Regions from separate parts of the Homo sapiens genome. Here region 1 is linked to region 2. Evidence: read pairs that join two places in POLR2A ChIA-PET (ENCODE). Cell type or tissue: MCF 10A. All regions are shown on one strand. Each heading gives the region's core, and the rest is flanking DNA. Links, peaks and the distances in the headings are about the cores only. Region 1 overlaps CLSTN1 (calsyntenin 1). Region 2 holds the start of LOC105376717 (a long non-coding RNA gene).

What was found. ChIA-PET counts read pairs that join two places held together with the same protein. Peaks named below come from ENCODE experiments on the same cell type or tissue, not always from the same donor. Only the 100,000 strongest peaks of a DNase experiment are listed, where the experiment ranks them.
Region 1: POLR2A ChIA-PET joins it to region 2 with 5 read pairs; 2 of 35 experiments call an interaction of 5 or more read pairs at or near these places.

The regions. Positions count from the first base shown.
Region 1 is chr1:9,738,774-9,744,143 of GRCh38, reverse strand. CLSTN1 (calsyntenin 1) reads left to right here. Exons shown (of 19, transcript NM_001009566.3): 9 at 139-260; 10 at 2,888-3,050. Among named protein-coding and RNA genes, the nearest start is that of PIK3CD-AS2, 54 kb to the right of the region's middle. In MCF 10A, for the core only: no CTCF peak of the experiment used is centred there; no DNase peak of the experiment used is centred there.
Region 2 is chr1:9,849,868-9,855,197 of GRCh38, reverse strand. It overlaps CTNNBIP1 (catenin beta interacting protein 1), which reads left to right. Exons shown (of 6, transcript NM_020248.3): 6 at 4,422-5,330. The coding sequence ends at 4,480. CTNNBIP1-AS1 (CTNNBIP1 antisense RNA 1) reads right to left here. Exons shown (of 3, transcript NR_199045.1): 3 at 5,044-5,212. It overlaps LOC105376717 (a long non-coding RNA gene), which reads right to left and starts at 4,533. Exons shown (of 2, transcript XR_946952.3): 1 at 4,154-4,533. RefSeq lists enhancers at 3,140-3,940, 4,976-5,025, 5,106-5,245. In MCF 10A, for the core only: no CTCF peak of the experiment used is centred there; a DNase peak (open chromatin) is centred at 2,607.

The sequences.
Region 1 (5,370 bases), core at 88-5,087, 110 kb after region 2:
TCTAAGCCCTGCCTTGGCTTAGCCGAAGAGTTCATTTATGCAGATGAAATTGTGTCTTCAAAATCCATTCAAGAAACAGCTTTAATTTCTCCTTTGGATCTTTAGTTGGCAATTTACCCATAGAAACTGCCTTTGCAGATATGAATCGGCACCACTACTCCCTCTATGTCCACGGGTGCCGGCTGATCTTCCTCTTCCGTCAGGATCCTTCTGAGGAGAAGAAATACAGACCTGCAGAGTTCCACTGGAAGTTGAATCAGGTGAGTGAATTGAAAACGCACTAATAGGGCCGGGCAAGGTGCTCACACCTATAATCCCAGCACTTTGGGAGGCTGGGGCACGAGGATTGCTTGAGCCCAGGGGTTCGAGACCAGCCTGGGCAACATTACTAAGATCCTGTCCCTACAAAAAAAAAAAAACCCACGAAAATTAGCTGGGCATGGTGGCACATGCCTGTAGTCCTGGCTACTTGGGGAGCTGAGGTGGGATGATTGATGGAGCCCAGGAGGTCAAGGCTGTAATGAGCTGCGATTGTGCCACTTCACTCCAGCCTGGATGACAGAGTGAGACCCCGTCTCCAAAGAAAAAGAAAAACACTGTCATCTTCTAAGAGAGAGTAAGCAGGTACTGCAACCTTGCACATGGATGGCTGTGTATAGTCAGTGTATATTTATAATTTTATGAGTAGCTGGGACTACAGACACATGCCACCACACCCAGCTAATTTTTGTATTTCTAGTAGAGATGAGGTTTCACCATATTAGCCAGGCTAGTCTTGAACTCCTGACTTCAACTGATGCACCCACCTCAGCCGCCCAAAGTGCTGGGATTGCAGGCCTGAGCCACTGTGCCCGGCCGCAAAGCTAATTTTCTAGCAGTTGCTGTGATAGAAAGCAAATATCCTGTGAAAAACCCCACGTGCTACAGGAAACGAGAGAGCACTGTAAAATTAGAACCCTCTATTAAAATCAGAATAGATCATTTTTTCTTTTGATGTAGAGTTGGGATGAGAAGGAAACCTTTGGCCTTATCATCATTTTATTTGTCTCATGGAGTTAGTGGACAAAAGCTGACATATGTTATATGTGCCTGCAGTTGCTAAAATATAATAGTGTCTAAAAATAATCATAGGATAGATAAAAGTAAAAGAGAATAAATGAGAAAGGAAAAAGTATATGATAGTGGAAAGTTGAAGTGGGTGTCCAGTTGGTAGCATTTGTCTCTTTTTTTTTTCCCCCGAGACTGAGTCTCGCTTTGTTGCCCAGGCTGGAGTGCAGTGGAGATCTTGGCTCACTGCAACCTCCACCTCCCGGGTTCAAGCGATCCTCCTGCCTCAGCCTTCTGAGTAGCTGGGATTACAGGCGTGCGCCACCACGCCCGGCTAATTTTTGTATTTTTAGTAGAGATGGGGTTCCACCATTTTGGTCAGGCTGGGTAGCATTCATCTCTTATTGGTGTATTTTTTTATTTATGTGAGTGATTATTTCTCAGAAACTATTACCATTAATTATTTTCAAAAAACTAAAGAAAGGCTTAGTCCTGGAAAAATATTTTGCAACATAGGTGGACATTTTAGCTACAGTTCTGTTATAGTAGCCATAGTCTGCATTTATATATTTAGTTTCTTCTAAGTATATACTGTTTAAAAACTGTATTATGGAAAATTTCAGATTTATATAAAAGCAGACAGATTAAAGAATAGCCCTGTGTGCCCTTATGCCTTCAACAGTTGCCAACTCTTGGTCAGTCTAGTTTCATTGTTACCCCTATTCACTGCTGAAAATTTTTATCACCCCCTCAAACGTTAGTTAATAATTTTCAAGAAATCCCAAATAGAGCATTTCATTCTTGTAGACGCCCGCCTGTATGTCATGATGTATCTCATAGACAAGCATAATCACAGCACTCTTTCACATTAAAAAAAAACCTAACAGTAAAATTTCTAATACGATCAAATAGCCAGTCAATGTTCAGATTTCAAGTAGCCTCATAAATGTTTTTGTGTTTACAATTTGTTTGAGTTACGACCCAGATAAGGGCCCATTGCAGCTGGCTGATGCGTGTTCACACACTCGTTCATCACAGGATGGGAACACAGTTTGGTTTGGGGTGCCCTTGGAGCTGATGTTCATATTTATTGAGATCATCAACTTTGAGTTGGAAAAGAAAATACATGTACTATGGTGTGCCTTATTCTGAGATTAAAGGCACTTTTTTGTCGGCGGTGGGGAGGAGATAGAGTCTTGCTCTGTCACCCAGGCTGGAGTGCAGTGGCACAATCTCGGCTCACCGCAACCTTTGCCTCCCGGGTTCAAGCAATTCTTGTGCCTCAGCCTCCCAAGTAGCTGGGACTACAGGCGTGCACCACCACACCCGGCTAATTTTTGTATTTTCAGTAGAGATGGGGTTTCGATATGTTGGCCAGGCTGGTCTCAAACTCTTGACCTCAAGTGATCTCCTCGCCTTGGCCTCCCAAAGTGCTGGGATTACAGGCCTGAGCCACTGCGCCCGGCCTAAAGGCACTTTTTATTTTTATTCAGAAAAGGAATGGCCAGTGGTAAACTAACTCAACCCTTTCGAGGGTGGGTATCCAGCTTGCCCATACAGGAACTTCCTGGTGCCACACTGTTGGCAGAGCAGAATTGGGCAGCTCCCTACTTGGGCTGTGTCCTCTGGTTAGTGAGCAATGCAGCCCCCGTAGTTTGGAAATGCCCTAGAGATGCTTGGCTTCTTTTGGTGAGATGTATTTGCAGATATTTTGTGGTTAGATTTTTTTCATCCTTTTCCTCCTAGGAAGACCCTTGTGTTGGGTGACTTGGTTTCCATGGGCATTGATGAGAAGGAAAGTGGACATCTCACACCTCCCCGCTTCCCTTTGCCTCTGTAGGTCTGTGATGAGGAATGGCACCACTACGTCCTCAATGTAGAATTCCCGAGTGTGACTCTCTATGTGGATGGCACGTCCCACGAGCCCTTCTCTGTGACTGAGGATTACCCGCTCCATCCATCCAAGATAGAAACTCAGCTCGTGGTGGGGGCTTGCTGGCAAGGTACCTGTCATTACCCCCCGCCCTCGACTCGAGAATTAAGTTGTACCTCTTTACTAGGTTGGTGGCAGCAGGCTGTGATCGGTATCCTACAGCCTTACCCTCGTGTCCTGGATCTTTTCCTTCCATTTCCTGTGTACAGCCTTTTTGGGGACACTGCCGTTACCCCACTCTAGCTAGCATAGCTCTGTCTGTAGGTGCTCCATAAAGGTGATAGGACTGACCACACCGTCACCTTTCCCGGAAACCCAAGAGGGAGCGTTCCACAGAGGGAGCGTGTAGTGGGGGGAACTGTTTTATAAATTAATCCGTTTATTGAAAGGTTCACAAGGACAAAGAGGCAACAGCAAGAGTCAGGCACAGAAATAAAGGACGCAGAAGTAGAAGTGCGCCTTGGACCTGGAGGACTCTTCCAGAGTGTTTATCACTTGGTGACCTGGTAGGAGGGCTGCGAGGGCTCTGTTCACCCTCAGCAAGGGCCACGTGTGGGGAGGATTCCATGGAAGTCTCTGCTGAGAGGGGATATGATAACCACCAGAGCACCAGTGCTTCTTACCTGTACTTACCAAGTGGCAGGCTGTGTGCCAACTCCTTTATACACGTTGTCTCACCTAAACCTTAGAATCCCTTTTTTATAGCTGAAGAAACTCAGGCCCACAGAAGCAGCAAGCCAGGTGTCACCCAGCTGATGAATCAGGAGCCAGGGTTTTGAATTTTTTTACTTTGAGAAGCCTGTGGGCCAGGCGCGGTGTCTCACACCTATAATCCCAGCACTTTGGGAGGCTGAGGCGGGCAGATCACTTGAGGTCAGGAGTTCGAGACCAGCCTGGCCAACGTGGTGAAACCCCATCTCTACTAAATATACAAAAATTAGCCATGCATGTTGGCATGTGCCTGTGATCCCAGCTACTCGAGAGGCTCAGGCAGGAGAATCGGTTGAACCCAGGAGGCAGAGGCTGCATGAGCCAAGAATGCCCTATTGGCCGGGCGCGGTGGCTCACGCCTGTAATCCCAGCACTTTGGGAGGCTGAGGTGGGTGGATCATGAGGTCAGGAGATCAAGACCATCCTGGCTAACACAGTGAAATCCCATCTCTACTAAAAATACAAAAAATTAGCCAGGCATGGTGGCGGGTGCCTGTGGTCCCAGCTACTCGGGAGGCTGAGGCAGGAGAATGGCGTGAACCCAGGAGGCGGAGCTTGCAGTGAGCCGAGATAGCACCACTGCACTCCAGCCTAGGTGACAGAGCGAAACTCCGTCTCAAAAAAAAAAAAAAAAAAAATGCCCTATTGCACTCCAGCCCGAGCAACAGAGTGAGACCCTGTCTCAAAAGAAAAAGAAAAACCTGTGTATTCTGGGCCCACACTCAGACCCACCAGATCAAGGTTTTTATTATTGTTATTATTTTAATTTTTTATAAAAATGGGGTCTCACTGTGTTGCCCAGGCTGATCTCAAACTCCTGGGCTCAAGAGATCCTCCCACCTCAGCCTCCTAAAGTACTGGGATTACAGGCATGAGCCACTGCGCCTGGCTCAGACCTGGGGTTTTAAGCCCTTTTTTGTGCCATGGAGCCCTTGGGTGGTCTGGCAAGGCCAATGGATCCCTTCTTATTAATCTACAAAATAAATACATAGGATTCAAGGGTAATCAGTTAAACTGAAATATAGTTATTAACATCCTGAAATACTACATTTGTGAAACAGTAACACCAGTGGTACTTTATGTTAACAAATGAAGAACCAGCTTTAGCAGCAGGTCCAACAGTGGTGTAAGTTCCAAGTTGTGAGGGCTGTGCGAGGATCCCTGTGGCATCTGCAACAGCTGTGGCCTGGTGTGCAAATATCAGTGCATTCTATTGGTGACAAAGTTGCAGTCATTGCTAACTGCTGTGGTGTGTAGCCTACATTTATTGCCAAAGGAAATGCTGAATTTCAGAAGTTAGTGGAAATAAGCATGTAATTTTTCCCATCCAAGTTCATGGAACCCTCAGGTTACCCCAGAGGTTCATGATTCCCACCTTGACCCTTGCACTGGACTCTGCTGTGTCATTTCAAGGTATCATCATCATTAATTACTTTTTGATTAGTTTTTTCTCCCTATGGAAACATTGTACCTTGAGTAAGGTTAGAAATTTATGAAAGATGACCGTGCGCAGTGGCTCACACCTGTAATCCCAGCACTTTGGGAGGCGGTGGCAGGCAGATCACTCAAGGTCAGGAGAATTTCGAGACCAGCCTGGCCAACATGGTGAAACTCTGCCTCTACTAAAAATACAAAAATTAGCCAGGCGTGGTGGCGTGCGCCTGTAATCCCAGTTACTT
Region 2 (5,330 bases), core at 331-5,330:
TATTCAGTAATGTTGTGTACTATTCAAAGCATAAAAATTTGCACTTTGTTAAATTTGTTCCTAAGTGTTTTATTATGATTAATGCAATTATAAGTGGAATCATTTTCTTAATTTTACTTTGATTGTTCATTGCTAGTATATAAAAATACAATTGATTTTTGTATATTGACCTTGTATCCTGTACCTTTAACTTGTTTATTAGTCCTAATAGTTTTTTAGTGGGCCAGGTGCAGTAGCTCAAGCCTGTAATCCCAGCACTTTGGGAGGCCAAGGTGGGCAGATCACTTGAGCTCAGGAGCTCGAGACCAGCCTGGACAACATGGCAAAACCCCATCTCTACAAAAAATACAAAAATTAGCCAGATGTGGTGGCACACACCTATAGTCCCAGCTACTCGGGAGGTTGAGGTGGTAGGATTGCTTGAGCCTGGGAGGCGGAGGTTGCAGTCAGTGAAGATTATGCCACTGCACTCTGGCCTGGGTGACAGAGTGAGACCCTATCTCAAAAAAAAAAAATTTTTTTTTAGTGGATTCCTTATGATTTTCTACATATAAGATCATGTCATCTACAAATAGGGATAGTTTTACTTCTTCCTTTCCAATCTGGATGGCTTTTATTTCTTTTTCTTAACTTACCTAACCTGGAATGGACCTCAAGCCAATATTGAATAAGAATGGTGAAAGCGGACATCCTTTTCTTGTTCATAATCTTGGTAGGGAGAGTTTTCACAACAAATATGATAAGAGCTGTGGGATTTTCATAGATGCCGTTTATCAGATAGAGGTTGTTCTCTTCTAGTTTGTTGAGTGGGTTTTTTTTTTTTTTTTTTGAGATGGAGTTTCACTCTTGTTGCCCAGGCTGGAGTACAATGGCGCGATCTCAGCTCACTGCAACCTCCACCTCCCAGGTTCAAGCGATTCTCCTGGCTCAGCCTTCACAAGTAACACAGGCATGTGCCACCATGCCCAGCTAATTTTGTATTTTTAGTAGAGATGGGGTTTCACCATGTTGGTCAGGCTGGTCTCGAACTCCTGACCTCAAGTGATCCACCTGCCTCTGCCTCCCAAAGTGCTGGGATTACAGGCGTGAGCCACTGCACCTGGCCTTGTTGAGTGGTTTTATTATGTTGGATTTCATCAGCTGCTTTTCCTGTATGGTTTTTGTCCTTTATCCTATTGATATGGTGTTTTACAGTCATTGATTTTCAGATGTTAAACCAACCTTGCATTCCTGGGATAAATCTCACCTGGTCAGGGTATAGAATCCTTTTTATATGTTGTTGTATTCAGTTTGCTAGCATTTTGTTGGGTATGTTTGCATCTATATTCATGTGAGATACTCATCTGTAGTTCTCTTTTCTCATGATACTGTCATCGGGTTTTGGCTATCCTTATCTTTTAATGTTTTTGAGTGTGGAACAGGAGACACAGATCAACCTCTCCCCTCCTATGCTCACTTGCATCTGGTGGGAAGGGACAAATAGAAGCTCTGAGCTCAAGTTCAGACAGTGTCAACAGAGATACCAAGGGGGGAGACAGAGCTTCATCTGTAAAACAGGGTAGGAAACCCAGCTGGCAGCCTGGAGGCAGTGGGCTGGCCTGCTGCCCTCTTTGCTGTGCATCCAGGACAGCGAGACTACCTGAGGGAGCTGCCATATGCTGGTCTTCAAAGGAAAGACTGTAGGACTCAACCTCTGAGGTCCCTCCTGGCTCTAAAACTGCAGCTCTGAGGGATCGAGTCATGATCATAATCTAACAGCTCACCCTCCCTATTCGGTAACTGGCCCAAATTTCATAGAGAAGAGGAAAAGGGGAACCAGTGTCCTCGGCCAGAGGCCTGTCAGGTTCATGGTGAGACCTCATTGAATGACAAATACCTGGCCAACCAGTGACAAGGGTAGGTCAGAGAATGCTCTGGAAGAACTGAGAGCCTGCCTTCTCTTTCATCCCAAAGGAAAGCAGATCCTTGTGGTAAAGCCTGGATAATATCCTTAAGGAACAGAAGAGAGCACAGACAGGCCGCAGCTCCTCAGGCCTTTTCCTCTCTGCAGGGCTCCAGCAGCACAGTGGGAGGCTCTATAAATGCCACCAGGGAAGGGGGTGGCAGCTGGCAGTGTGGGAAGGGTAGGACTCTTGCAAATCCTTTGCTTCAAGTGTCTTGTTAAATAGCCATCAGAGTCCCTGTGTGACCTGGAGAAGATTACTTCCTTCCCACCCTCAGAGCGCAGGACAGGCACACACACTGGGCAGGCTGTGGAGTCGGGAGTCCTGGTCCCCAGGTCTGGGCTCCTCTGAGAAGCCAATGGCCCATTCCCTCTGTAGATGCACCATTCCCTCCTGGGGCATCCAGGGCTATTTTTGTGCCTGCAGCTCACTACAGAGGCCCAAGGTCCCTGAGCGAAAGGCCACAGGGCAGGCAGGGAGAGGAGTGAGCGGGCTGCCACCATCACTGCCACTAAGGCATCTTCTGCTGACAACTCCCCTTTCACAGACTCTTGCCAGCCCCCTTCTGATTAGCAAGCTGGGCAAGCAGCACTCAGGAAAAGTCGGCATCTGTTAGGTAACCAACTCAGCTGCCGTGCAGGGGATGATGTAATCTTGGATTCTGTGGTTGCTAGGAAAATTCTGCCTGCAGTGATATTGCGTGGTCCTAGGGCTCAGGCGAAAACAGAATGTTCCTGAGAAGACGGGAAGGATTCATAGGGCTTCCCAAGCGAGGGTGCCCCATCCTAGGAAGCTGGACAACTCGTGTCCCTTTCTAGATGCTTATTTCCCTTCTGAGCAATGGAGGTTGTGCTGGTAAAGCCAGAACCCCATGAAGGCGAGCTGGCAGTGGGAGGTGACAAGGCTCATTCCCTTAGCAGCACCTTGGTTCTCTAGTGCCAAGTGGAAGGTGTGTCTTGTGCATTGCATCCTTGTAGTTGGGCCCTCCATCTCTGGCCCTCCCGACAGCTGGGTGCGTCCTCCCTCTCTTGGTAGAGCAGTTGGAAGGAGGTCAGCACATGCCGGCTGTGGGGGAGACCCGGCTCACTGAGTGGAGGCCGGCTCACTCTGCTGACTCCATTTCACATGCCAGGAGCCTCACTTCACACTCCCCACACTGGCCCACCCTCGGGTGGCCTTTCCTGTCTCTCCTATTCCGATCCACCCCCTCCCAGAGAGAATACCTGCAGTAGCACAGACAACATGTCAGAAAGACCATGGGCAGCCAGACTGGTACTTTTCGGGGCAAAGTGAAGATCTGGCCTTTTACAAAGGGGGTGAGAGCAGCAGGACAGGGTCAGGGAGTCAAGGTGGGGCCCTACAGGTCACCTCCTGGCCCACAGCCCCTCCCTGGCCATGTCAGCCCCTAACTCCCCAGGCAGTTGTGGGTGTGGGTGGCAGGTCAGCATTTCGAGCTTTGCCCTCCTGCCACTGCCTGTCCTGGCCACTCATCAGAGCCTGTCCTCTGGAAAACAAGACAAAGGACGTGATTTCACAAGTGCCTGGGCCAGAATCTCAAATTCAGGATTAAGAAAAAGAAGGATTGGCTGGGCACGGTGGCTCCTGCCTATAATCCCAGCACTTTGGGAGGCCGAGGTGGGTGGATCATGAGGTCAGGAGTTTGAGACCAGCCTGACCAACATGGTGAAACCTCATCTCTACTAAAAATACAAAAAAATTAGCCGGGCGTGGTGATGCACACCTGTAATCCCAGCTACTCAGGAGGCTGAGGCAGGAGGATCGCTTGAACCCGGGAGGCAGAGGATGCAGTGAGCCGAGATTGTGCCACTATACTCCAGCCTGGGTGATAGAGCAAGACTCCATATCACACACAAAAAAAAGAAAGAAAAAGGAAAAAGAAAAAGAAAAAGAAGGATTGTGGGCATATCTGTCTCAGTCAGAGCCAGGCGGACAGCAGGCTGGACGTGGGCCCGGCCATACTTCTTGGAAGAGGTGTTGGGTTTGGGTGAAGGAGAAGCTGCTGCAAAGAGGAATGGCTATTTAAAACCACAGTGAGCCAGACCCTCCGAAGGCATCAAGACGCGAGTCTTGAGAAGAAAGAGGGAGGTTCCCAAGGGCCACCCCGCCTCTGGCTTTGGTAACTCTGGAGCAAGGGCTGTGAGCAGCGCTGAGCCCTGCTCCAGGTCACCTGGGGCCTCGTCATGGCTCACCTGTCAGCTGTGTAGCCTTGAGCAAGCCTCTGAGCCTCACCCTGGCAGCCCTGCCTTGCAGCCCTACAGCAGGGTTGCAAGCCTTGTCCCCAGCCAGGAGGCAGGGAAGACCAGAGGGGAGGAAGACTTCCTCGGAAGTACTTTGTCCTCAGAGAGTGCCGCGATCCTGGTGGGCGGGGGCTCCAGCTTGGCCGCAGCCTCCTTGCTTGTCCTGTTCGCAAGCCAATGCTGCAAGCCCCATCAGCGATCCTTGTCGCCTTATCTGCAGGTGCAGAGGACGTGGTGATGGCGTTTTCCAGGTCGGAGACGGAAGACCGGAGGCAGTAGCTGCAAAGCCCTTGGAACACCCTGGATGCTGTTGAGGGCCAAGAGATCTGTGTGGCTCCTGGGCCGGCTGAGTGGCAGCAGCCCCCCTTGCCCCACCTCCCCCTTCCCCTACCCAACCCTGCCCTGCCCCACCCCACCTCACAGCTACTCAGTGGGGCTGGCATCAAGGGAGACACCAGTGGTGCGTTTATAATTGGCTTAAAGGGATGGACTTGTGATTGGCTGCAGGAAGAAACTTTTTTATTTTTTAAATCTTGACCAACAGAAACCTTTTATTTTTATTTCTGACTCTTATTTTTTAAAAAATTTGCGCCTCGGTATCTGGCTTCCCTGGAAGCTCTCCGAGCTCTGGTGCTTTAGTTAGGTCATTTTTTTAGAAATGTGAAGAGGTCTGATTGGCTGCTTAAACTGGAAAGGATCTGTGATTGGCTGGTTAATGGGAAACGGTTTTTTTCTTTGGCTGCAGGTGTTCTGCTGATATCAACAGCTTCCCTATTTTGAATGCAGAAAACAGGGTCTGGGACATTAGTCGTTATATTTGACTTGAAAAGAAAGAAACCAAGTGCGCTTTGCAATATTTATTACACAAAGAACTTGCTGCTGCCTTCACATTTGGGGTTTGTGTTTGATTGGCTTTCGATGCGTGTGTTTGGTTTCCCATTGGTTCACCTGTGACTCCTGTTGCCATGGATTCACCCCCCTCTGCTGCCGGCTCTGGGCCTGAGGGTCCACCTGGAGAGTACATTTGCTTTAATGAGTGCACCTGCCTCCACCAGCAAGGGGACCCCGAGAACCCTGAGCAGGGTCCACAGCTGGAAAGTTGGGCCCCTGAGGAGCTTTGTGTCGTCTT